Linked DNA regions of Homo sapiens: region 2 is linked to region 1. Evidence: chromatin loops called from intact Hi-C (ENCODE). Cell type or tissue: natural killer cell. All regions are shown on one strand. Each heading gives the region's core, and the rest is flanking DNA. Links, peaks and the distances in the headings are about the cores only.

Evidence for each region. Hi-C counts contacts between places; a loop is a spot of excess contacts. Peaks named below come from ENCODE experiments on the same cell type or tissue, not always from the same donor. Only the 100,000 strongest peaks of a DNase experiment are listed, where the experiment ranks them.
Region 2: it touches region 1 in a loop (5-fold over the local background); 12 of 110 quality-filtered maps call a loop at or near these places.

Annotation. Positions count from the first base shown.
Region 1 is chr11:11,793,952-11,804,595 of GRCh38, reverse strand. No RefSeq gene overlaps it. Among named protein-coding and RNA genes, the nearest start is that of MIR8070, 16 kb to the right of the region's middle. In natural killer cell, for the core only: CTCF peaks have their summits at 5,380 and 5,579 (motif pointing left); a DNase peak (open chromatin) is centred at 5,585; H3K27me3 peaks cover 77 bases.
Region 2 is chr11:11,962,088-11,972,731 of GRCh38, reverse strand. It overlaps DKK3 (dickkopf Wnt signaling pathway inhibitor 3), which reads left to right. Exons shown (of 7, transcript NM_001018057.2): 4 at 4,245-4,337; 5 at 5,634-5,778; 6 at 6,767-6,923; 7 at 8,046-9,696. The coding sequence ends at 8,268. Among named protein-coding and RNA genes, the nearest start is that of DKK3, 41 kb to the left of the region's middle. RefSeq lists enhancers at 2,371-2,994, 2,995-3,618, 3,619-4,242, 4,243-4,867 and a silencer at 5,710-5,759. In natural killer cell, for the core only: CTCF peaks have their summits at 5,499 and 5,698 (motif pointing right); a DNase peak (open chromatin) is centred at 5,701.

The DNA.
Region 1 (10,644 bases), core at 1,807-9,806:
CTTGGCTATTTGGGCTCTTTTTTGGCTCCATATGAATTTTAGAACTGTCTTTTCTAATTCTGCAAAAAATGACATTGGTAATTTGATAGGAATCACACTGAATCTGTAGATTGCTTTAAGGTCATTTTAGTGAAACCACAATGAGATACCATCTTACATCAATCAGAATGGCTATTATTAAAAAGTAAAAAAACAACAGATGTTGGCAAGGATGCAGAGAAAATATAACACTTATTCACCGTTGGTGAGAATGTAAGTTAGTACACCCTCTGTGGAAAACAGTATGGAGATTTCACAAAGAGCTGAAAATAGAACTACCATTAGCTCTAGCAATTCCACTACAGAGTATCTACCCAAAGGAAAAGAAATCATTATATAAAAGGACACCTGCAATCATATGTTTATTGCAGCACTATTCACGATAGCAAAGTCATAGAATTAACATAAAGTGTCCGTCAACAGAGGATTGGATAAATAAAATGTGGAATATGGAATACTATGTATATAGCATATACACACACCATGGAATACTACTCAGCCATGAAAAGAATGAAATCATGTCTTTTGCAGCAACATGAATGGAAATAGAAAGTAAAAACCCATGCATTCTCACTTATAAGTGGAAACTAAACAATGTGTACACATGGCCATAGAGTTGAATGTAGGGGATGAGGGATAAAAATTACCTTTTAGGTACAGTGTACGCTATGTGGGTGATGGGTACACTAAAAGCTCAAACTTCAAAACAATATATCCATGAAACAAAACTGCACTTCTACCCCCAACTCTGTAAAAATTTTAAAAAAAAGAAAATTGTATGTATATAATACAGTATTATTGACTATATGCACTATGCTATGTAGTAGATCTCCAGAACTTATTTATCTTGCATAGCCGAAACTTTGTATCCTTTGGCCATCACCTCCTCATTTTCCTCTTTCCACCATGCCCCTGACAGCCACCATTCTACTCCCTGCTTCTGTGAGTTTGACTATTTTAGATTCCACATATAAGTGATTGTCTTTCTGCATTTGGCTTGTTTCATGTAGCATAATGTTCTCTAGATCCACCCATGTTGCAGCAAATAACAGGCTCGCTTTCTTTTTTCAGGATGAATTGTATTCCTTTATATTTATATACTACATTTTACTTATGTATCCATTGATGAACATTTATATTGTTTCTGTATCTCTCGAGGTGTTAACACTGAATTGTCAGCTAATATAGATAAAGCAATGGTAGCTGACCTCCGTTTTGAGTAAAAGTAGAAAATACTAATGTTAGTTGACTACTTTTCTAGAAAAGAAGTTTCTAAGGCCAGGCACGGTGACTCACTCCTGTAATCCCAGCACTTTGGGAGATCCAGGTGGGCAGATTGCTTGAGGCCAGGAGTTTCAGACCAGCCTGGACAACATGGCGAAACCCTGTCTCTACTAAAAATACAAAAATTAGTTAGGTGGGTGGCACATGCCTGTAATCCCAGCTTCTTGGGAGGCTGTCACAAGAATCACTTGAACCTGGGAGGCGGTGGTTGCAGTGAGCTGAGATTGTACCAGTGCACTCTAGCCTGGGCAACAGAGCAAGACTCTGTCTCAGAAAAAAAAAAAAAAGTTTTTTAAAAAAGTAATAATCCTCAGTGTGGCTGTGTTTATTTATAGGAAATAGTTGAGTGAATAGTAAAAAAATTGTTCCTTGATAGTTTACAAAGAGGGATTTTTGGCAAATGTAAAAATGACTATGTTTTGGCCGGGCATGGTGGCCCACACCTGTTATCCCAGCACTTTGGGAGCCTGAGGCAGGCGGTTCATGAGGTCAGGAGATCGAGACCATCCTGGCCAATATGGTGAAACCCTGTCTCTGCTAAAAATCCAAAAAAAAAAAAAAAAATAGCTGGGTATGGTGGCATGCACCTGTAGTCCCAACTAATTGGGAGGCTGAGGCAGGAGAATCGTTTGAACCCGGGAGGCAGAGGTTGCAGTGAGCCGAGATCGCATCACCGCACTCCAGCCTGGCAAGAATGAGACTCTGTCTCAAAAAAAAAAAGACGATGTTTTAATTTTTTTCTAAAAGTTTTGGTACCTCTTTCTTTTCTCTTCTCTTTTGTTTCCCTGTTTTCTAAATTGTGTCCATTCATTCATTCCAATACAAAATATTTACTGAGTGCTTATTATGTGCTGTGGAAGTGGTGCACTGTTCTTATCCCCAATTTCTCCCCAATATCTCACAACACAGTAGAAAAAAATATCAGTGTAGTAGGGTTTTGCCTTGAAATAAAGCTATCTTCCATTTACGGGCCAAGTATGCCAGGGCATGTGTGGAGGAGTGGGCTTATCTATTTGCGCTAAGGTCTGAGGGAAGGTGTTTATCATAATGGAGATAATTTGGGTCAAAAACACTACCTCATCTGTGTAAAAGAAGAAGCATTTCTGAGTCCAGGATTTTCTTAGATTGTTCATGGACCCAAGCTTGCGTCTCTAGGAACATCAAAAACACAAGGGGACATTGCTTTGGAAGAATGTACAACGTGATGTTCTGAAGGCCAGGAGCAAATCCCCTCCAGCCCTGCAGGCAGGTCTTACCTATAATGAGCACGCACACTGCTGCAGAGCCAACCCAGGACCCACCTGTTGTGAAAGGCATGGTTAGCTCACCTGGCATTGTCAATCTCTGGAAATGCAATGAATGGAATAGGACTGCTCTGGGGACAAGTCTTGGTACCAACCTGTTCTTCGCGAAGATGGAGCCGCTGCCAGTGTGACTCCAGGACTGATTTCCCAGTTAGCTAAGGACCTTCTCATGGTCTTGTTACCTTAATCTCTCCTTCCGACCAGCTTCTTATTCAGCTCTGTTAGTACTCATTCCTCCCCTGCCTGTTCTTCTTCCACAAAGAGTCCTCAAGTCCTTGGCTCCTGTTTTTGTCCCATCCCACAAGTACTGCCCTGCACATTTTTCTTTGTGAACTCACATGGTTAATTATCTGAGCCACTTCCTTGTCAGAACTCTGGGTTCCCTCACTTTCTCTCATTTGGCTGGACTCATCCATCAGAAAACTAACTCTGGATGTATGAGACCTCTGTCTTCTCAGCTCCTACTTCTGGGCTGCTGCTCCTGCTGCTAGAAGAAGTGTAGATTACACACACTGTGCCACTGCGATTAGCTCCTCCTTCAAGAGCTCATTACTTGCCTTAGCCTTCACCACCTTCCTCAAGCCCTATACCACCCCTGAGTTCTCATCCCTGGCATGTGGTTTTTCCTCCTAGGGACATTGAGGCCATTTCCTTACTTCCTTTCTCCCTTTAATTTGCTCTTATTGAACTTTGTCCTTGCCAATCCCCTGAGATCTCTTTCCGTATGCGTTAATAGCATCCATCTTGTAAAATCTGATGGTTGGTTCTCAGTCCTCTTTCAACTTGAACTTTTAGTGATATTTGACACAGTTGGTTCCTTTCCCTTTCTTGACCACTTTCTTCATTTGGTTATGGGGACACTGCAGAAGTCTTTGACTTCTTTTCACCCATTGGCTGTTCCATCTTATCTTCTTCCCTAGCTCCTCTTTTTTTTCTGACGTCCAAATATTTGAATGTCTCAGAGCTCACTTCTCAGCCTCATCTCTGCTCTTTCTTACTCAGTAAGAAATCTCAGCTGGTGTTCTGACTTTAAATGCCAACTATAGGCTGATCATTCTGGAATGTGCATTTCTATATGCACTTTCTGTCCTGAATTCCAGACTTGTATTTCCAGCTGCCTACTTGGCATATTCCCTTGGGTCTCTAGTAGACATCTCAAACTCCACACGTCCAAAACAAAGCTCTTGATTTCTCCATGTCAAATTGCTCCTTCATGGCTTCTCCATCCTTGTTGCCCAAGCCAAAATAGAGAGTCACCCTTGATTCGTCTCTCTCTTACCTTCCACTCTACTCTATCAGAAGAGGTCCGTAATCCATTTACTTTGCTCCAGACCACCATCATTTCTCAGTGGAACAACTATCCCTGCTTTCGCTATTCCCCTGCCTTCATTTTTCATACAGAAGCCAGGGAGATCACTTAGCAACTTACATTAGATAAGGTCATTCCCTTGATTAAAACCTTCCACAAGCTTCCCATGATACTCAAAATCTAGGTTCCCAAACCTTACTTCCAAAGTCCTGTGTGATCTGGCCTCTGGCCGATCTCTCTAATCTTACCTTATTCCCTTTTCTCCTTTGCCCATTCTATTCTAGCTTCACTGGCCTGCTTTGGATTTTTTCAACCTCGTAAGCCACTTCTTTCCCTGATTTTCACATGGCCTTAGAAAGTCTAAATGACATCTCAGAGAGGTTTCCCTGACCACTCATTCTAAAGGAGCCCGACACCTATCACATCACCATATTTTAATTGTCTGCATAACACTTATCTCTGTTGGATATTTTTCTTGTTTATTTGGTATTGTCTGCTCCAACTAGAAGGTCATCAGAAACTTTGCTTTGTTCATTCATGTATTCTCTGCACAATTTGACATGGGTCATTTACAAGATGATTGTATACGTCAGTCCAAGGCATGGGAGAATAGGCTGGAGATGCCGTAGGCTGACACCTTATGTAATACTTCACCAAGACCTGCTGATTTTACCTCCTAAACATTTTTCTATTCCAGGGCTGTCCCTCCATATAAAAGAGATGGAGAAGGCACAAAGCTGTCATCATTTCTTTATTACTTCAACAGTTTCCATCTGGTCTTCCTGCCTTCAGTCTTATTTTCTCCGATCCATTCTCTGCCACAGTTCCTAAAACATAAGTCTGGCATGTCACTCTCCTGTTTAAAACTCTTCAAAGGCTTTCAGTCATTTGCATGATAAAGTCATTAGCCTAACAGTATATTCTGTGTTGTGATAGGTGGTCTCTGTCTCTATGTCCTTCTTGTTTTATTCTCCAAGAATACCCAGCTGCTTGTAGGGCACTGTGAATACTTTGCTTTCCCTGTTTCTGTGTCTTTGCTCATGTGCTCCACTCTGCCTTGGACTGTCTGGCCTTTAGAAGCCATGTGACCTTGGGATATCACTTATTCTTCTGAACCTTAGTTTCCTAATAATCATAATTCTTCACAGGGGCAACGTGAGGGTCAAATGATATCATGTACAGAGAAAAAAGTACAATGCCTGTTGTATAGCATGTGCTCAAAAAATTGCAATTGTATTTTTCAACAATGTTAATGTTGACACTAATACTACTAAACCATAATATAGTGGAGCTAGTGTAAGATTTCTGGTACTTTCTTGGGTTACTTGCCTTGGGAGAAAGTAACCAGATCTGACTAAAAATTTGAACTACCAGCTCTGATTTTCCAGTCCTCCTTCCCTGTCCTTCCTAGAAAACTTGAAATCCACATAATTCTCACCCAAGGATTCTCAAATCTGCAGGGACAAGACAAGCACTTGTTCCTCATTGGGCCCTGGGACCCTCCCCGGCTGTGCTCTCGGGTGAGGGGGTCAGTTGGGATTGTCCAGCATTTCTGTGTCTTGGGAATGGAAATTAAGACTTCGGAGTTTTCCTCCAGTCTTTCTCATAGACTTACTGAACAGCCAGGTTTCAGAGACATGCTGGAGCCCCCTGGTGGTGGCTTCTGGGCACGGTAATAGCCATAACTGCAGGGTGAATGGAACCTGTGAAGTTCAAAGTACTTTGTCACTATGTTATCTTGTTATCACTGCAAGGAGTGTTAGGGATCTACTTGGCATCTTGTGGACTGACATATGAGGGAGGATAATGACATGTTCTAAGCTTCCAGGGTGTGGTGGGGATGATGGGAAAGGGCTTTGGTGCCAGTGGGATGGGTTAGCCTGGAGTGCTCCCCAGGGACAAAAAGCAAGGTTGCTGTACATAATGACAACCTTTGACTGGATCAGAATGAGACCCAGGTGAGCCAGGTCTCCTGGTGATTTTTATCTACTTTCAAGGTTTAGCTGCTCTGAGCTCTGTGAATTTCAAGTAGTCCAACAGTCAGTTTGGCGAATACATTCATTTACTTAGAGACTTAATAAATTAAGCCAATAAATACCTACCATATACTAGGTGTTAAGTGCTGTGGCAAGTGCTGTGGCAAATTCTGAGATGAATCATTGCCCCCACCTTCCACAAACTCACAATCTGGTGGGGATTATGAGACTCATAGACAAATAATTGAATGGAAGAACATTCCATGCTCCTGGATAGGAAGAATCAATATCGTGAAAACGGCCATACTGCCAGAGGTAATTTATAGATTTAATGCCATCCCCATCAAGCTACCAATGACTTTCACCACATAATTGGAAAAAACTACTTTAAAGTTCATATGGAACCAAAAAAGAGCCCGCATTGACGAGACAATCCTAAGCAAAAAGAACAAAGCTGGAGGCATCACACTACCTGACTTCAAACTATACTACAAGGCTACAGTAACCAAAACAGCATGGTACTGTACCAAAACTGAGATATAGACCGATGGAACAGAACAGAGCCCTCAGAAATAATACCACACATCTACAACCATCTCATCTTTGACAAACCTGACAAAAGCAATGGGGAAAGGATTCCCTATTTAATAGATGGTGCTGGGAAAACTGGCTAGCCATATGTAGAAAGCTGAAACTGGATCCCTTCCTTACACCTTGCACAAAAATTAATTCAAGATGGATTAAAGACTTAAATGTTAGACCTAAAACCATAAAAACCCTAGAAGAAAACCTAGGCAGTACCATTCAGGACATAGGCATGGGCAAGGACTTCATGACTAAAACACGAAAAGCAATAACAACAAAAGCCAAAATAGACAAATGGGATCTAATTAAACTAAAGAGCTTCTGCACAGCAAAAGAAACTACCATCAGAGTGAACAGGCAACCTACAGAATGGGAGAAAATTTTTGCAATCTACCCATCTAACAAAGGGCTAATATCCAGAATCTACAAAGAACTTAAACAAATTTACCAGAAAAAAATCAAACAACCCCATCAAAAAGTGGGCAAAGGATATGAACAGATACTTCTCAAAAGAAGACATCTATGCAGCCAACAGACACATGAAAAAATGCTCATCGTCACTGGCCATCAGAGAAATGCAAATCAAAACCACCATGAGATACCATCTCACACCAGTTAGAATGGCGATCATTAAAAAGTCAGGAAACAACAGGTGCTGGAGAGGATGTGGAGAAATAGGAACACTTTTATGCTGTTGGTGGGACTGTAAACTAGTTCAACCATTGTGGAAGACAGTGTGGCGATTCCTCAAGGATCTACAACTAGAAATACCATTTGACCCAGCGATCCCATTACTGGGTATACACCCAAAGGATTATAAATCATGCTACTATAAAGACACATGCACATGTATGTTTATTGCGGCCCTATTCACAATAGCAAAGACTTGGAGCCAACCCAAATGTCCATCAGTGATTGACTGGATTAAGAAAATGTGGCACATATACACCCTGGAATACTATGCAGCCACAAAAAAGATGAGTTCATGTCCTTTGTAGGGACATGGATGACGGTGGAAACCATCATTCTCAGCAAACTATTACAAGGACAGAAAACCAAACACCACATGTTCTCACTCATAGGTGGGAATTGAACAATGAGAACACTTGGACACGGGGTGGGGAACATCACACACCAGGGCCTGTCTTTGGGTAGGGGGCAGGGGGAGGGATAGCACTGGGAGATATACCTACTGTAAATGACGAGTTAATGGGTGCAGCACACCAACATGGCACATGTATATATATGTAACAAACCTGCATGTTGTGCACATGTACCCTAGAACTTAAAGTATAATAAAATAAAATAAAATAAAAACAAAAGAAAACAAGAGAAACAAAAAAAGACTCATAGACAGTTGAATTAGAGGGGGGAAAGTGATAATGATTCAAGTAGAAGTAAAATGTAAGTGAGTTCAGAAGAGGGAGATATATCCAACAGTAAAATTTTATAGCAGGGAGCATTTGAACTAAAAGAATGTGAGTTGCAGAGGGCATCCCAGATGGAACCATGGCAGGAAAGCCTGGGTGTGTGTGAAACTGCCAGAAGTTTTGTTTGGTGCATGGAGACTGGAAAGATAGACGGAGGCTACATCCAACTGGGTCCTCATCATCTGTGCAAGGAGTTTGGATCTGATTTCTTAGGCAATGAGCATAACCTGATGAGAAGAGTGTTTTAGGAGAATTCAGTGATAGGACATAGGATGGATGGGAGGAAGGAAGGATGAAATGTGGAGAGACATTAGGTGACTATTAGGATAGTTCAGGCAGGTGGAATGGAGAGGAGAGGGCAACCTAAATAAGTGTTTCATCACTTATCAACATTACTTGGCAACTGATTGTAAAAAGGGCCAATGGACAGAGATGAATTTTTAAAATGCCATGACATTTCCAAACACTGTTGGCTGGGAAGATTGTGGAACCCATAGCAGGTACAGAGGCAAAGCATGTTTGAAAGGAAATGGGAGGTGTTCCATTTTGGTCAAGAGGAGTTTGAGATATCTGTAGAATGTTCAGGTAGAAATTCAGGCTTGGAGTACAGAAGGGAAATGGCTTTGAGACATAGAATATGAGATCAGTTCCACTGAGAAAAAGATAAACCGGTAGAATTTGGTAAGATTTCAGAGGAGGTTGGGAGATCTCTTATCTGTGCAGAAGAAAATGAGAGGCAATGTGAAAGTGGCTTTGTGCTCAGAGGGCAGACCTGAATTTGAATCCTAGCTCTGCCACATAGTCTTTGTGTGACCTTAGACAAGTTACTTAACCTCTTTAAGCCTCAGTTTTCTCATCTATAAGATGGGATGTAATATAGCCTTTTCTTTGGAGGGGATTATGAGGATTAAATCAGATGACATATGCAAAATATTTAGAAGGATGCCCAGCATATGACTGCTTGATAAAAGCTACCATTTTAAAAATTATTACCACTAATAATGACAATGATTATTAGTAGATAATAGTACAATGAAAATGATTAGTAGTACAATGATAGAAAATTGAGGGCACTGACATTTTGGGAGGGTGGAGGAAAAGAAGTCAGAGAGGATAGAAATAGTGGAAGAGGAGAAATGAACTATAGTTTTGCAGCATTAGGCGAGAATTTCAAGGACTTGGTAGCCACTGTTATAATTGAGGTGAGAAGTTAATGTGGATGAATATAGAGAAAATACTGTTAAATTTGGAATGGGAATATATTAGTTTGCTAGGGCTGTTGTAACAAAGTACCACAGACGAGACAGCTTAAACAACAAACATTTATTGTCTTCCAGTTCTGAAGGCTGGAAGTCTTAGATTAAGGTGTCCCAAGGTTGGTTCCTTGTGAGGGCTGTGAGGGAAGGATCTGTTCCATGCCCCTCACCTCACTTCTGGTGGTTTGCCAGCATCTTTGGCTTATAGATGCATCGTCTCAATCTCTGTCTTCATGTTCACATGGCATTTTCGCTGTGTGGATGTCTCTGTTCAAATTTCCCCTCTTTGTAAAGATACGGGTCATATTGGATTAGGAGCCCGCCCTGCTCCAGTATGACCTTGTCTTAACTAATTATATAATATTTATATTATTATATAATTTTAGATATAAAATGATTTTAGATAGAAAATTGAGGGCACTGACATTTTTGGGGGGTGGAGGAAAAGAAGTCAGAGAAGATGGGAAGAAACAGCAGAAGAGGATCAATGAACTATAGTTTTGCAGCATTAGGTGACAATTTCAAGAACTGGGTGGGAAGGATCTGTTCCATGCCCCTCACCTTGCTTCTGGTGGTTTGCCGGCATCTTTGCAGACCAGGCTTCTGGTGGTTTGCTGGCATCTTTGCAGATCATATTATACACAGATTATAATCTGTGGTCAAATTTTACCTAGGGTCAGATTATACACAGATCTGTGGTCAGATTATACACAGATTTTTGTAAAAATCTGATTTCAATTGACTAAGTCTTTTTATTTCTTTTTTATGATAATGTGCTAAATTTTATTGATAATCAAGGAAACATAAATTAAAATAGCGATAACATTACACATTCACTAAATCCACAAAATTTAAAAGATAAATCTGCTGATATTAACTATTGGAGTGAATATAGATCAATGGAAAACTATACCTTACTGAGGGAACTATAAATTGATATAGCCATTTTGGAAATGAATATGCTCCAGGACCCAGCATTTCTCTTTCTAGGTATATCCTAGAGAAACTCTTGTTTATAAACACCACACATGTGCAAAAATGTTCCTAGCAGTGCTATTTGTAATAGAAAAATAATGGGAACATCCCAAATGTCCATCATCATGAGACTAGATAAATAAAATGAAGCATTATACAGTAGTTAAGATGAACAAATCACAGCTACACAGCTATAGCATGAACAAATCTTAAAACTTAATACTGAATAAAGAAAAGCAGATCACAAAAGACTCCATACAGCACAATGCCATTAAAAAAAGTTTGAAAAAAGCAAAGCTTAATTTAGTGTTTAGAAATGCATATATATGGAATAACACTATAAGAAAAGCAAAGGAAAGATACACGCAAAATTTCAGGAGAGTGGTTAGTTCTGGTGGGGATAATAAAGGGGCTTGCAGGTTAATTCATGGACATTGGGAATATTCTAGTTCTTAGGCTAGGTGGTAGATTCATAGGATATTTATT
Region 2 (10,644 bases), core at 902-8,901, 170 kb before region 1:
TGGAAAAGAAAAAAACCTGGATTTCTCAGCTCAGGGCCTGTCTGTGCTTGGAGGGCACTGACACATGTCCTCTCCACCCACCCACTCAGTTCTACTAAGGGTAGAGGGCCTGACCTCTTCCTCAGGTCTAACAAACACTGGGAAAGGTGAGGCCAGCCCCTACTGCTAGCGGTCTTCAGGAGAGACTCAATACAAACAGCTTTACTGGATGGAGAGCCTGGCCTTTGTACAACAAAAGGTCACTCTGCCCCAGGACTTGCCTGGGGTGGACATACAGGCCACTTCCCACCTGTTTGACACCCTCAGGATGTAGATAAGTCAGGACTAGATGTTTGATCCCCGAGTGCTGACCAGGACAGAGATGTCAAGCTTTGGTGGATGCCTTAAGGCCCTGTTGATTTAGACCTTCCTTTCTGCTCACAGACTGGCCCCCTGGCAGGGGTGCACCATAGCGGGATCAGGCATTGGATGTGTGGAGGAGCAGATGCATAGCTATCTGTTGCTATGGCCACCGTTCACCAAGCATGAACTCTGTACAACAGCCCTGCAAAACAGCTCCTGCCTTCATCTTTGTTTTTAATAGAGGTAGAGTCAGCAGCCCAAGGTTTCACAGCTGTTAAGTGGCAAAACTAGGATTCAGTTTGTGCACCTTGGAGTCCGGAAGTCTCTAGTATGACCACAATTCTTAAAGAGTGTGTTCCTGCTGGGAATGGCAGTTGCACATCCAACTAGACAAGCTGGTGGGCTCGATTATAACAAAAGCCTCAAGCTTTCTTGAGGGGAGTCATGTGGAACTAACCTACCAGCACTCCTTGCTGATACCCCAAAGGAAACCAGTAGCTTTGGTATATTTAGGTTTTTCAAAGGTTTTTGGCAAAGTTCCATGCCAAAATTTTTTTTCCGTACCTAGAAAAACAATTAAGTTTGAAGGGAATATGCTTTGTCATGCATAGGAGCCTGTTTAGGGAAAGGAAGATATTCCTAAGGATGAAAATGCACCCGTCTTGATGGATAATTGTAAACAGCAGGGTCTTATAGGAATTGATGCTAGAAGAATCTTAGCTCATATTTTTAATTAAAGATCTGGGAGAGGAAATGTATAGTGAAAATCGCAAGTCTACGAAGGCCTTTCGGGGGAATGAGAAGCCAAATTAATGGAATGTATGTTTTTTGCTCTAGTTCTCAAACCATTGCTAATGATCTGCATTTTGTTGGCCTGTTTGCCACAGTAAGATGCAAGTGCTTTCACCCACTCAACACATATTTATTGTGCGCCCATGATGTTCCAGCCACAGTACTGGGCACAGGCATGAGTGTGGTATTATTCTGCTTTACAGAAGGGCTTTACAAAAGCTTATGGTTTCAAAATTTCCCTGCTTTTGTTTATGGTTCTAACCCTTGCTTGTTTTAGAAATCATTATGCAAAGAACAACTGCATTCTTTTTAATGTCTGCATGGAGGGATTTTTCTGTGAAATGACTGTACAATAATCAGTTCCCTCTGGTTGGACATTTTTGTTATTTCTGGATTATAAATAATATAACGATATAGCCTTAAACACACTTGTTCTCAGATATTTACATATATGGACAAGTGTTTCTGAGGGTAGTCACCAGGAAGGGAAATGATTGGGTCAAAGGACATATACATTTAACTATTTGATAGATGCTGATGGATTGCCTGCAAAAAAAAAAAAAAAAAATCTTCAATTTTAATTACCCCAAAGCATTTGGCAATGCCTATTTCCTGAAACTAACATTGAATATTTTATTAGTTTCCTATTGATGCTGTAACAAATTACCACACATTTACTGGATTAAAACAACACAAATTTACTGTTTTCCAGTTCTGGAGGTCAGAAGTCCAACACAAGTCCCACTGGGCTAAAAGCAAAGAGTGGGCAGGGCTGCATTCCTCTCTGGAGGCTCTAAGAGAGATTCTGCTCCTTGGCCCCTGGCCCCCCTTCCATCTACAAAGCCAGGGATGGCCAATGGAGTGTCTGTGACACCTGGCATGATATCACTCTGACACTGTCTCTTCCTCTATTCCCTTTTCCATTTTTAAAGTCCCTTGTGATTCCGTCAGGTAGGTGCTCCTGGATAATCCAGAGTGCGCTCCCTACCTTCAGGTCAGCTGATTAGCAACCTGCATTCCCTCTGCCTCTAATTTCCCCTTCCTATGTAATATAACATACCCACAGGTTCCGGGGAATAGGATGTGAACATCTTTGGGGGTGCTGTTATTCCACCCACCATGGAGACATTCAACCTTTCTAATTTCTTCCATTCTAAGTGAAAAAAATGGTGTTATGCTCTTTTAAGTTGCATTTCTTGATTGATTTCATTGGTGAGGTTGAACGCCTTTCTATTTGAAGAGGCAAATTTCTGTTATTCTAAGTTGTCCGTTCATACCCTTTGTCTCCTTTGCCACTGGGTTGCTCTTTCTCTCTCTCTTTTTCCAATTGAATTACGAATTTCTTAAGGGCAGAGGCCTCCTCACATTCACCTTTGTGTCCCCAGTCCCTCAAAATATGGCTGGTTCAGAGAAGGGATTCTGTGCCTGTTGGCCCTTCCTTTCTCCCAAATGTCGTCCCTCCCACTCCATTTTCTTGCCATTCTGCTTTGGAAAGAACGTCGGGAGGCTTCCGGCTGAGCAGCCTGAGTTGTGTCTGTGCACAAGAGCGTGTGCTGGGCTGAGACAAAGCGCGTCTGTGATTTGTTCCCAGCCCTGTTGGGACTTCTCTGGCCGCTGGGGCTCTGGCTCAGACTCAGTCCCTTCACTTGGGCGGCCGTTCACCCTACTCGGAGCCTCGGTTTTCTTATCCGTAAAAACAGCGATGGTATCATGCCTGACATTTAAGGGGTGCTGGGAAAGTAACTGAAACAAAAGCATCAATGCTTGGCAAGGGAGCACCCTGGTTGCTGGGCCGCCAGCACTTGCAGTGTTGATCAGAGCAGCAGAGCCCCTGGAAGGGGACTGGAGGCAGCTGCCGGAGGTCCAGGCCTGCCCGGCCAGGCTCTTCCAGGTGGGGCTCCACACCTGCATTCAGGATGGGGAGGATGCTCTGGGTCAGAGGGGAGAGCCGGTCCTTCCCTTCCTCAAGACCCTTCCAGAAGGTCTGCTGGGCCCCAGAATACCAGGCCTCAGGAGGGTCCTTCTCACCACTGGCTGCTACATGTGGAGCCCTGAACCCCCTTGGCTCAAGGGCTGGTGGTGGAAAGAGACCCTCCACCCTGAACTAGTCACATTATCTTGGAGGGACCTCTCTGCCTCCATTTCCCGGCTGGCAATATAGAGAAGGCAGTCCCTACCTGCCTCCTGCTGGGAGGAGTCACTGAACAAGATCAGGGCCGTCAAGCCTGATACCTCAAAAGGGCGATCAATGGCCATTCCTGTCATCATGTTCCCTCCTCCCCTGCCCTCCTTCCCCTGCTGTAAAGCTGCCGGTTCGTAGGCCTGAGCCTGACAGCAGGTCCAGGAGCTGAAGCAGCCCTGCTTCTGCCAGTGACCGGCGACCATGGCAGGTCACAGTGCCCTCGGCCATGGCTCCCTGTTCTGTGACTCAGGCCTTGGGGTGGACAGATTCCCCTCACTCCTTCTCTCCCTGTTTCTCCAGCCAGGCAGAGCTGGCAGCCATGAGGAGACAGCACCTGGGCTGGGAGGGCTGGAGTCCAGCCACCCTCCTCTAATTCATTTCCAAGCTGGCAGCTGCCTTTCCCTCTTGCAGGGACCCTAGACCCAGGACCCTGAGGGCGCTCTCTGTGGGCAGGGCTGTGGCTTTCTGGCAGGGTCCCTAGCGATGCCCCCTCTGCTGCCTCCCAGTCTTCACAGTCAGCAGAGCCCTTGGGGCCTGTCTTCCAGCCTTTCCTGTGCAGTCGGGCGGGCCTGGACCTCATTAGCACTTTTTATTAAATCCATATGTTCTGTGTGGAAGACCAGCCCTGAGTCCCTGTGCTCCCGCCCTGGGTGTGGGTGGGGGAGAACTGTGCACAGATGGCGATTGTGTGAATTTGGTGTGGGATCCTCCAGGCTCTGGGCTGCCAAGCCTCCTAGGCATGGAGATGCTGAAGGGCAGTGCAGCCAGGCAGGGATCAGGAGCGACTAGAGTCTGGAGGCCTTTCCTGACCCTGCTGAGCCTGTGGGGTCAAGAATGGGGAATGGAAGCGGGCCTGGCCCTTCCTGGGCACTGTGGGCCTGCTGCTCTGCTCTCCATTGACACATCTGCTCCCTGTGCCCTTCCCCAGGAGTGCATCATCGACGAGGACTGTGGGCCCAGCATGTACTGCCAGTTTGCCAGCTTCCAGTACACCTGCCAGCCATGCCGGGGCCAGAGGATGGTGAGTATGCCAGGGCCTCTGGGGCTGTGGCACCAGGGTCTCAGGCACCTGGGGGAGAAAGCCAGGGGCCCCAGCGTTCTCAGCTGGGCTTCCCAGAAGAGCCTCACCATGATGGGGAGGACCCAAGAGGGCTCCCCAGAGGGCTGACTCCTGGAGGACAAGGAACTCATTCCAGTTTGGGATGACAGGAAGCCATCTGCAGACCCAGGGCCACTCCCATCCACCCCATGTCCTCTGGTCATGTTGTTTGTGTCATTGATGGTAGAGAAGGGGAGGGACGGCCAGGCACCGTGGCTACACCTGTAATCCCAGCACTTTGGGGAGACCAAGGCAGAAGGATCTATTGAGGCCGGGAGTTCGAGAAGGGGAGGGAAGGGAGAGGAGGTGTCCCTACACCTGTTGCTTCCCCTGGGGATGACCCATCCTAATAGACAAACAGAGACATTCCGGCAGCCCCCAGGCAGGGAGAGCGGCAGCTGCTCTCCTTCTGGACCTGCACCCCACCCACCAGATCTTTCTCCAATCTGCCAATAAGAGAGGGCAGAGGGACAGGGCAAGAAGAGGCCAGGGCACTGCCCCAGTGCAGGTTAGATTGGGAAATGTGGAGCCAGGGCAAAGGAGACTCTTCACCCAACAGGCATTTTGGACGAAGCCACATGGACTCACAGACTTTTCATAGTCATTTTTCCTTATTCAGACAATAACACAGCATGCTAATAAGCTTGGAAAGTCAAGCAGTTCTTATTACCTTACCCGACTGTCTGTGGTGAGGCCACTGCTGTTGCACCTCGCAGCCAACCCCACTCGGTACCGTCACTGGGCACAGCCGTGGGGACCTCACTTTGCTCTCTAACTGCCATGCCCTGTGTGGCTGCAGGACCCTGGCACCCACAGGCCATCCTCATCTTGGGCTGGCTTGGGCCTTAGTTTAATCGGCTCATCATTGGGCCTTGCCTCTTTGGGCCTGGACCTAGGGACCTAAGGAAAAAGGGAACAGCACAAGTCTGTGGGGACCACAAAGACCCCCTGCTGTTCTTTGCAAAATCTTAAGCTGTGGAGAAAGACTCAGATCCATGAGTCCTCCCGGTGCCATTTTTCCAGCGTTCTGACCCCCATGTCTCGCCAGCCAAGCTCCCACCTCTGTCCCACTGACTTTCACTGAAATCTCAGCCTGGTCTGCCTGTCTCTACAATGGGAGGATGCAGGTTGGCCTATCTGTGGTATCTTCAGGCTGGGCTCTCAGCAGGCCCCCAGTCCCTAAGCCGCTGGCTCTAGGCTCTTTCCACCTGTCTGCAGCTCTGCACCCGGGACAGTGAGTGCTGTGGAGACCAGCTGTGTGTCTGGGGTCACTGCACCAAAATGGCCACCAGGGGCAGCAATGGGACCATCTGTGACAACCAGAGGGACTGCCAGCCGGGGCTGTGCTGTGCCTTCCAGAGAGGTGAGTGGCCTCCCCTCAGATGCAGGAAAAACCCTGTCCCAAGCTCCACCACACTGGACCTCCTGGAGCCACGTCCATGCCAACCACATGGTTTCGCGTCCCACCTCTTGGATAGGCTCCCAAATGCTCATCAGTGTGTGCTGCACTCCCACAGCCTCTGCCCGGAGTGGGAAGACCACCTCTTTTTTTTCCCCTGTTGATGCTCAGAAAAGTTAAATGACTTCAGGATGCAAAAGCCCAGTCTGGAATGGGGTGGGACTAGCAGCCCCCTCCCTCCCACCACTCCTTATTTCCCAGGTTCCTCTACCTGTGAATCACCCGCTTCCACTCCCATCTTCCGTCCTGCCTCTCCCAGGTGAGGTCTGCTCAGGCTCTCTCCGCCCCCACTAGGGTTTTGAAAAATTCTCATTTGCCGCCTCCCCAGCTCTGCATCCCCAGCCCACTAGTCCTCCCTGTACCTGCCGCCTCCGTGATCTTCCTAAAGGGCTGCTTTTTGGGTGTTGCTCCCCTGGGACCTGCAGCAGCTCCTGTTGTCTCCCACGATGTTCAGACTCCTTAGGCTGTCTTGTGAGGCCTCATGCAGCTCCAACTTACTTGCCCTCCTTTTCTCTCCACTACTTCTTGGCCTATTTGGGAATTTCACCGGCCCTGACATTTTCCACTGAGCTCAACCCCAGGCCTTTGCTGGTGCTGTCCCTGTGCCTGAATGCCTTTGCCTCCCTCTTAATTTCTCCAGACTTTCTGGCCCTCAAAATCCAGCAGAAGCCCACCTCTTCCAGGCAGTCCTCCCTGCTTCAGCCCTACCAATCATTCCCTCCTGAGCCCAGGCTGCTATTCTTGTTTCCTGTCATTCCGTATCTTCAAAACTAGCCTGCACTTTGGGGTTGAGGGTGGGAGGTGGGAGGTTATGCTCCATTTCTTTGCCCCTCCCTTTGGAGCCCTTCTACCCTACACGGGGCACACAGGGGTGACTCTGGGCTGGTTCCAGGCCTGCTGTTCCCTGTGTGCACACCCCTGCCCGTGGAGGGCGAGCTTTGCCATGACCCCGCCAGCCGGCTTCTGGACCTCATCACCTGGGAGCTAGAGCCTGATGGAGCCTTGGACCGATGCCCTTGTGCCAGTGGCCTCCTCTGCCAGCCCCACAGGTGAGGCCCCCTAACCCTCACTCTCAGGGAGCCAAGGGCTGAGGAGGTGCCATCCAGCAGGGGCGTAGGAGCAGGAGCAGGTTTTCCCTGGGGGAGGTGTAGATTCCCTTTAGGATTGGTTTGAGAGGTCGTTGGGTCATGCAGATGGAAGGGTCCAATCAGCAGTCGGTTCTAGGGGTCTGGAGCCCAGGCTGCCCAGGAGGCACAGATCTGGGGCTCATCTAGCTGGTGGCTGAAGCTTCATGAGTGGATGGTCCATGGAGAGGACATGGAGGGAGAAAAGCCTGGGCTCCCTCCCCAGACCTGTCACAATGACAGATAAGCAGAGAAAAAGGAGCTGGCAGAGAGGCCACGGGGAGGCCAGGAGTGGCCACCAAGGTGGAGGGTGCAGCCCACACTGTCTGAGGCTGCTGAGACTCCATGAGGCATGAGGCTCAAGCCTGGCCAGCTTCTCAGGGCACATCTCCCTGTCCTCCCCGCAGCCTCTACTCAGTCTTCTCTCCCAACAGAATCCAGGGCTGCTGGGCAGACAGGCAGAACTCCCATTCCCCACGGCTCTGTGCAGTGGCTCACACCTGTAATCCCAGAGCTTTGGGAGGCCAATGCAGGAGGATTGCTTGAGGCCAAGAGTTCAAGACCAGCCTGGGCAACATAGGGAGATCCCGTCTCTACCAAACACATTAATTTTTTTTAAAAAAAGGAATTCTTCCTCCCTATTCCCACAGAGGTCCATGGCTCCCTGCATGTGGCTAGACTACACCCCAGAGTCAGGCTGACTCCTGCCTGGAGGCCCGAATGGGCCACAGTCTTTGAGGGGCTGTGGTGCTGCTACATAGCACTCAGGTCCTGCCCCTGGGCTGCGGGGCCTGAGAGTCACAGGAGGTCAGGCCTGCGCTGGAGGAGGGGAAGCTGCCCCCCACCAGCACATTCTCCCAAAGTGAGCCTCCCTCAGCCATCATTTTAAGATAGATGTTGACGGGAAGTGAAGTGTCTCTGTTGAAGAGACAGGAGAGGAGGGGGCATGAAGGTGAGGCTGGGAGCCCCACAGAGTCAGGGCGCCTTAGCTTTCGGCCTGGGCAGGCTCCCACGTTTAGAGCCTGGCTTTGTCCCATCTCTCCCCAGCCACAGCCTGGTGTATGTGTGCAAGCCGACCTTCGTGGGGAGCCGTGACCAAGATGGGGAGATCCTGCTGCCCAGAGAGGTCCCCGATGAGTATGAAGTTGGCAGCTTCATGGAGGAGGTGCGCCAGGAGCTGGAGGACCTGGAGAGGAGCCTGACTGAAGAGATGGCGCTGAGGGAGCCTGCGGCTGCCGCCGCTGCACTGCTGGGAGGGGAAGAGATTTAGATCTGGACCAGGCTGTGGGTAGATGTGCAATAGAAATAGCTAATTTATTTCCCCAGGTGTGTGCTTTAGGCGTGGGCTGACCAGGCTTCTTCCTACATCTTCTTCCCAGTAAGTTTCCCCTCTGGCTTGACAGCATGAGGTGTTGTGCATTTGTTCAGCTCCCCCAGGCTGTTCTCCAGGCTTCACAGTCTGGTGCTTGGGAGAGTCAGGCAGGGTTAAACTGCAGGAGCAGTTTGCCACCCCTGTCCAGATTATTGGCTGCTTTGCCTCTACCAGTTGGCAGACAGCCGTTTGTTCTACATGGCTTTGATAATTGTTTGAGGGGAGGAGATGGAAACAATGTGGAGTCTCCCTCTGATTGGTTTTGGGGAAATGTGGAGAAGAGTGCCCTGCTTTGCAAACATCAACCTGGCAAAAATGCAACAAATGAATTTTCCACGCAGTTCTTTCCATGGGCATAGGTAAGCTGTGCCTTCAGCTGTTGCAGATGAAATGTTCTGTTCACCCTGCATTACATGTGTTTATTCATCCAGCAGTGTTGCTCAGCTCCTACCTCTGTGCCAGGGCAGCATTTTCATATCCAAGATCAATTCCCTCTCTCAGCACAGCCTGGGGAGGGGGTCATTGTTCTCCTCGTCCATCAGGGATCTCAGAGGCTCAGAGACTGCAAGCTGCTTGCCCAAGTCACACAGCTAGTGAAGACCAGAGCAGTTTCATCTGGTTGTGACTCTAAGCTCAGTGCTCTCTCCACTACCCCACACCAGCCTTGGTGCCACCAAAAGTGCTCCCCAAAAGGAAGGAGAATGGGATTTTTCTTTTGAGGCATGCACATCTGGAATTAAGGTCAAACTAATTCTCACATCCCTCTAAAAGTAAACTACTGTTAGGAACAGCAGTGTTCTCACAGTGTGGGGCAGCCGTCCTTCTAATGAAGACAATGATATTGACACTGTCCCTCTTTGGCAGTTGCATTAGTAACTTTGAAAGGTATATGACTGAGCGTAGCATACAGGTTAACCTGCAGAAACAGTACTTAGGTAATTGTAGGGCGAGGATTATAAATGAAATTTGCAAAATCACTTAGCAGCAACTGAAGACAATTATCAACCACGTGGAGAAAATCAAACCGAGCAGGGCTGTGTGAAACATGGTTGTAATATGCGACTGCGAACACTGAACTCTACGCCACTCCACAAATGATGTTTTCAGGTGTCATGGACTGTTGCCACCATGTATTCATCCAGAGTTCTTAAAGTTTAAAGTTGCACATGATTGTATAAGCATGCTTTCTTTGAGTTTTAAATTATGTATAAACATAAGTTGCATTTAGAAATCAAGCATAAATCACTTCAACTGCTCTTCTGTAGTTCTTGGATTTCTTTTCCCTTTTGACTTTGAATAAATGTAAAATCCTTTCAGCCAGAAAAAGTAAAATAGAAACAACCTGTATTAAAAATCTTCCATAGAAGCAAATTTGCCACCCAACTGAAGCACACCTCTTTCAGCATCAAAATATTTTAGAAATCTTAACTATTTTTGGATGGGAATTTGTCTTAAAGAGTGTAAATGCTTCACGGCCTTCTGAAAGGACAAATGGAATATGTATGACTCTTTTTTTAGGGGAGCCTTCTTTAATCAAATGCAGTTCTGGGCCATAAGACAGTAAGATCCTCAAGGACCATAATATTAGAGCTACTATATTGAAGTCAGCTGCGTGGCAAGTGCCAGATTAGGCAGTCTACCTATATTCATTCATTTAATCTTCACTGAACTCCATGAGCATTTTCTTCATTTCACAGATGAACAAATGGAGGTGCAAAGAGATTGACAGAGTAGAAGTCAGACAAAAACAGCATCTAGTACAGTATGTCCAGGTTATAGTGATTATTTTAAGATCAAATAGGGAGCTGTTTTCTATTCAATGTCAGAAACCATCAGGACCACCCTACATTCTGGTTACTCAACAGATATCTACTGAGAGCCTCCTCAGAATCAGGTGCTGTGGTACGCTTTGGGGTGCCAAGCTGACCCAGATAGGGTCCCTACCTTGAAGGCATCCCAGTCTAATGAGGGAGACACAGCCAGAGCAAGCAATGACAAAACAAAGACAGTCAACCCGATGTGGGAACAGAGGTGTTACGGAAGCCTCAGTGGAGCACTTGGGGAGAGCTGGCATGGGAACTGGCTCTTGAAGATGATAGGAGTTTATCAGGAAGCCAGAGGGCACAGGAAAGGGCTTTCTGGGCCATGGGCAGAGGGAGGGAGGCACAAGGGTCAGGTGCCATGTAGGGGAAACTGCAAGTCATTTGCAGTGGCTGGAAGGCAAGGAAAGCTTGAGGAAGCATTTAGAGAAGAGGCTAAAAATTATGTCATCCA